Regions from separate parts of the Mus musculus genome. Here region 2 is linked to region 1. A link is a loop called in an ENCODE intact Hi-C map of the cell type or tissue named here. Cell type or tissue: heart. All regions are shown on one strand. Each heading gives the region's core, and the rest is flanking DNA. Links, peaks and the distances in the headings are about the cores only. Region 1 overlaps Auts2 (autism susceptibility candidate 2). Region 2 has its middle 94 kb from the start of Auts2.

Region 1 (2,920 bases), core at 208-2,707:
TCAGTCTCAGGGTTTGTAGAAAAGAGAGCGAGGGGAGAGACATGTGGTAGTTGTACAATTGGCTGTTTTGTGTTTATGGCAGATGCAGACGGATAGTTGGGAGCTCTGGTTTTAAGTTTTGTGCAATCATCCCTTATAGCTTCTGTCCATTTTACAGATTGTCATGAAGAACCATGGATTGGATCTGGAGTATGACTGAGATACTTTGCTAGGTGCTGTGAATAAAGAATGTTGGCACGCTGGAGTAGGAACATCATTGGTTGTGGCTTTCTGAGCATGTGTGTGGACTTACTGTGGAGGCTGGCTGGCTCTTGATTATTTATACATGTGCAGGGATCAATTCTTTTTTTCTGAGGCAACACACTTTTTGTCACAGCTTCCCCCCACCCCCCAATTTTACATTTATGGATGACTAAGATTTTGCCAAGACATTTTAGTTAATATTCAGTTTTTATTATAGGTTTGTCTTTTAGCAAAAGGAAAATAAAACCCAAGAAATCAGACTAGGCCACTTTGAAGTGTGCTTACTGCATCTACATTAAAGACTTAAGAGTTGTGAAAAATAACGGTAAATTTGATAATTGGTCATTGTGGGAGGAAAATTTTGTTAGGTAGAGATACGATGAAGTGACTCTTTGGTGCTGGCTTGTCTTTCCGAGATGAAAGGGATTCCTTTCAGGGCATCCTTAAAAATTATGTTCCTTAGTGCCTTAACTAGGAGTGAGTGTCCACCACTGTCCTGTGAGTCACATGCTTGCCAGGGAAGAAAGGGAGCCATACCTGGAACAGCTGGTTACTCTGAGGGCTTCTGCATCCAGGAGACCAGAATGGATGATGGAGGTGACATTTTACTAGATTTAAGACACTTTGACCTTGGGACTTTCAGTGTCTGGTAGAGTGGAGGCCTTGAGCACACAGGCAGCTTCCTGGCATTTGGTTTATGCACACTTGGATTGCATATCTGGATCTGCCTATTATTTTTCTTAGGCTAAGGAGGGACAATTGCTGTCTCCCCTTCCTCCGTGAGTATCTTTGACTGAATCTCATGTAGGCTTTGCTGGCCTTGAATTTGCTATGAAGCTGAGGATGACCTTGAATGAGTCTTCTGGAATGCTGGGATTACAGTTCTACCCACCATGGTCTGGTTTATGTAATTAATACAGGGCTTTGTGCATGCTAAGCAAACACTTTACCAACTGAAAGACATCCCCAGTCCTAAACCCAGTTCTTTTTTTTTTTTTTTTAAAAGATTTATTTATTTATTTATTTATTTATTTATTTATTATATGTAAGTATACTGTAGCTGTCTTCAGACACTCCAGAAGAGGGAGTCAGATCTCGTTACGGATGGTTGTGGATGGTTGTGAGCCACCATGTGGTTGCTGGGATTCGAACTCCGGACCTTTGGAAGAGCAGTTGGGTGCTCTTACCCACTGAGCCATCTCACCAGCCCCTAAACTCAGTTCTTTGCTAAAGAAAATCACATTTGTTTTTTTTATTGTGTGTGGAGGTGTACACACACACACACACACACACACACACCCCAGAGTGTGTATGTGGACATAGAGGACAACTTGCAGGAGTCAGAGCTCTCCTTCCACTACATGAGCCTGGGAATCAAAGTTAGGTCCTCAGGCTTGGCAGCAGGTGCCTTAATCTGATGAGTCATTTCCCTGGACCCAAACTCAGTTCTTTATTTAGCCTTTGTATTAGGGCAGCCCTGGACCTGTCCTGTCTCCAAAGATGAAAGAGCATTTCTGGTATGGGCCAGACTGGGAGCATGAACAGTTATGATTGATTAATAATGGCTTTAATTTGCTTTGAGGAAGAAAAGTGTAACTAGCCCACTGGATGAAGAGAGATAGTATCTCTAGCACTCCTCTGTATCAAGTATTTGGTGTTCTGTGCCTGCATAGCACTTGTCTTTTCAAGAGCTGGGGTCATTGACAGCACGCTTCTTGAGTTTCAGAACATAGTGGAGTGCATGTTTGAAGTCAGAAATGTAATTTTCCCTAAGTATAGTAAGATTCACCGTAGTTCTCCGTACATGCATGCACATGCTCACGCAATTGTGGGCTTTTATTCTGGCTCGGCTCCTTGAGGAGCTGAGGCCCTCCCTTTTGCTTCCATTGATTCTTGATTGCACACTTTTCAGAGTTACCTTTGTTAGGCAGCAGCTGTGGGAAGAATGTGTGCTTATTTTGTATCTGTGACCTTTACTCCTGCAGTCCCTCTGACCTGAGACTCACCCTGCCTGCCACCTCCTCTTCCTCAGCCCCAGCTTTGTTCTTCTGGGCCTCATGTGCACACTCCCATAAAAAGGACCTCCTTGCTTCTTTCTGTCTCAGCTTAGAAATGATTTCAGCTAAGGATGTTCCAGGCTTGTTGGAGGATAAGAAGTGAATTAGAATAAGGAGGAAGAAAGGGATTTATTTAGGAGGCAGTTAGACAACTTATGTCTTCTCTTACAGTTTCAGGCACTTTGGAATTATATTTGATGTCAGCTTGTTGACCTCTGACTCCTCTTACCTGTTGTCTGTGCTTTCTTGCTGCTCTTCCTTCTAGCCCCCGCCTCCAGCCCCCATTACGTAGATACACACTCTTTGTACTGCCTTTTAATTCTTTTTATTAGAGCTGGAGAGATGGAAGGTTAAACGTGTACTGTTCTTGCAGAGGACCCAAGTTGGGTTCCCAGTACCTTTGTAGTGTGGCTCACAAAAGAGATCCAATGCTTTGGACCTCTCACGTGCGCACGCACGCTCACATACACACACACATGTACAAAATTTAAAAGATTTTGTGTGTGTGAGTGTAAGTTCTGGTGTACATGCCATGGTGTGGTTGTGGAGGTCCAAGGACAACATCCAGGAGTTGGTTTTCTCTACTGTGTGTGCCCTGAGGATTGAACTTCTGTCCTCAG
Region 2 (2,920 bases), core at 189-2,688, 140 kb before region 1:
AAGCACATCTATAATCCTAGAAATAATAATAATGCCTGTGCTGGAGAGGCATAGACAGGCAGCATCCTGGAGCTTGCTAGCCACCCAGTGTAGCCAGGTTCAATGAGAGAACTTGTCTCAAAAAAATAATAGTGATGGATGAAGACACTCTACATCAATCTCTGGATTTTACATACTTGCACATACTCATCTACATTTATATGTGAATATATTCACACACACACACACACACACACACACACCAGAGAAAAGCAACTTAAGGATTTTTAAGGATTTATTTTGACTCATGGCTTTATTGTGAGGAAGGCGTTGAAGGTGGGTCTTCACCCATAGTGATGGGAACTTGCATCAAGACTTCTTGCACACATAAAGTGGAAAATTTTGGTTTCTTCGGAGACTCAGTTGGTCTTTTCTTTTGGAAACCGTCATATGAGAGGATATTTTTGCCGAAGCAGACATAGGGGAGGATGTTTGCTAAGCACAGGCGTGTGGTGTTTTTCTGGAGGCAGCCTGGGAGAAGGGCGTGTGATGCTTTGCTAGAGCAGATGCTTGAGAGAACAGGTGATGTTTGGAAAGGATATAAATATAGCCCAATGGACAATGGACAAGGCTGGATGGTATTGGTATGCCTTACCATTCTTTGCTGGTCATTGTCATGACTTCATAGAGAAAAATGCACCAAAAAAATTCTGGTGGTGTTCTGGCAGCTTCTTGTTGCTTCTGAGGACTCAGGCTATTGGTAGAGCCTTGAGGTTTCTTCTGGATCGACTGAACTGCTGATATCCTGACCACGTAGATTGAATTTGCTCCAAAGATATATTTCTACACAGGTCCACATCCTCCTTTGCTCTAATAACCTTCCCTTTCAACTGTCTCTGGTGGCTGGTGGGCTAGAAGGGAGGTTAAGGTACTCAAGAACCCTTAGTAAAAGTAGGGTTTGAAAACTCTAAGCCTACACATATGGGTAAATCAGGAAGCAGAAGAGACTGGAAGCAGTGTCCACAGTGTCCTACCTACACCAGCCAGGCCTCCACAGTCTCCCTCAACAAACACCAGATTGAGACCAAGTAGTCAAACACATGAACCTGTGGAGCCATTTCACATTGGAACTTAGCAATGGGATCTTGCAAAGATAGCTTCTAACTACCTCTGTTGAGGCATGCTTAGTTGAAATTATCCCTCAAGGGTCCTGTGTTGGAAGATTTGTACATGATATATCAGGAAGTGGTATACAGGGGGTTGTGGGAGGTCCCTAGGTCATATAGAGATAGTCCCTCTAAAAGGAATTGTAGTGGGGCTGAAGAGATAACTCAGTGGTAAAACACAGATGCTGTTCTTACAGAGGAGTCAAGTTCAGTTCCCAGCACTCACATCAGGCAGCTTTCAACTATGGTAACTCCAGCTTTGGGGATCTGCTGCCCTCTTCTGAATTTTGCAGACATCGCACTCACTTGCACATGTACACAGAGGCACACACGTAATTTTATTTTAATCTTGTTTTTTAAAAAAATAAGATTTATTTTTATTTTTTATGCATTGGTGTTTTGCTTGAATATATGTCTGTTTGAGAGTATCAGATCCCCTGGAACTGGAATTACAGTTGTGAGCTTCTATGTGGATGCTGGGAATTGAACAAGAGTCTTCTGCAAGAGGTCTTAACCACTGAGCCATCTCACCAGCCCCCCCCCCTTTTTTTGCCTACATGTATGTCTGTGTGAGGGTGTCAGATCCCCTGAAAATGGAGTCACAGACAGCTGTGACGGACCATGTGGGTGCTGGTAAATGAACCCAGGAAGAGCAGCCAGTGTTCTTACGCTCTGAGCCATCTCTCTAGCCCCTATTTTAATCTTTAAAAATAAAATGAAATTGTGGGACCTGAAGCCCATGCTTGTCTCCTTTTCTGTTTTCCCCAAACACGTTCCCTGAGCACTTGATTCTACCAGGCAGTTATTCTCCCTTGAAGCCTTCTTCAGAGCTGAGCTGATGCCAGCATCGTGCCCTCAAATCTCTGAAACTGTGAGCTAAATAAACCTCTTTTCTTCATAAAGTTAGTGCACCTCAGCTTTTTCTATTTTATTATAAAAAAAAACTAATCTGGGACCCCCTTCTATTTCCTAGATCAGATTACTTTCTTTTTCAAAAATGTAGATTTTGTTTCCCAAGCATAGCTGAGCACAGTACTTTTGTTTGGGAGCAATTCTGCCCCCTTTTCTTTGTGCGATGAGTAGAACTACTCAAATTTTTTGGCACCCAGAAGATCATGAGTCTCAAATGCTGGACATTGAACTATAGGATCTTTTACTTTCATTTCTTTATTTTGGTTTCACTTTAGGCTGATTGTACTACACCCTGGTTCTTTTCTTTTCAAATAAGAAATCGTATAACGTGGTTTTGATTTTACAAGAACTGACAGATGAAATATTTTAGATTTTTTTTAAAAAAGACGCTGGACTTTTAAACTGTTGAGAAATTTTAAAGATCGTGGGACTTTTAAATTTGATGGTGTTTTATGTTATGATATTGAGATCTTGGTGGCAACAAAGACAAAGGTTATATATAGTTTATCCCTGGTGTGTTTGTGTGTCAAGTTGAAAAAGCTTGGAGAATTCTATTAACTTTTATTGTCAACTTAACAAAGCACAAATTCATCTGGGAAGAGGGAACTTCAACTGAAGAATGCCTAGGTCAGGTTGTTCTGTGGCCATGTCTGTAAGAGATTGTCTTCAGTAATGACTGATATGTCAGGGTCTGGCCTACTATAGGAGGCACTATCCCTAGGCAAGTGGTCCTTGTATGTGCAGGAAAAAAAATAGCTAAAATGAGCCAAGGAGTGTCTCCCCACAGGTCCTGCCTTATACTCAATGATGGATTGTGACCTGGAAATGTAAGATGAAAGAAAAGCTCTCCTCCCCAAGTTCCT

What was found. Peaks named below come from ENCODE experiments on the same cell type or tissue, not always from the same donor. Only the 100,000 strongest peaks of a DNase experiment are listed, where the experiment ranks them.
Region 2: it touches region 1 in a loop (2.4-fold over the local background); 2 of 42 quality-filtered maps call a loop at or near these places.

The regions. Positions count from the first base shown.
Region 1 is chr5:132,490,995-132,493,914 of GRCm38, reverse strand. All of the region lies in intron 1 of Auts2 (autism susceptibility candidate 2), which reads left to right. Among named protein-coding and RNA genes, the nearest start is that of Auts2, 51 kb to the left of the region's middle. In heart, for the core only: no CTCF peak of the experiment used is centred there; a DNase peak (open chromatin) is centred at 1,654.
Region 2 is chr5:132,635,644-132,638,563 of GRCm38, reverse strand. No RefSeq gene overlaps it. Among named protein-coding and RNA genes, the nearest start is that of Auts2, 94 kb to the right of the region's middle. In heart, for the core only: a CTCF peak has its summit at 1,428 (motif pointing left); no DNase peak of the experiment used is centred there.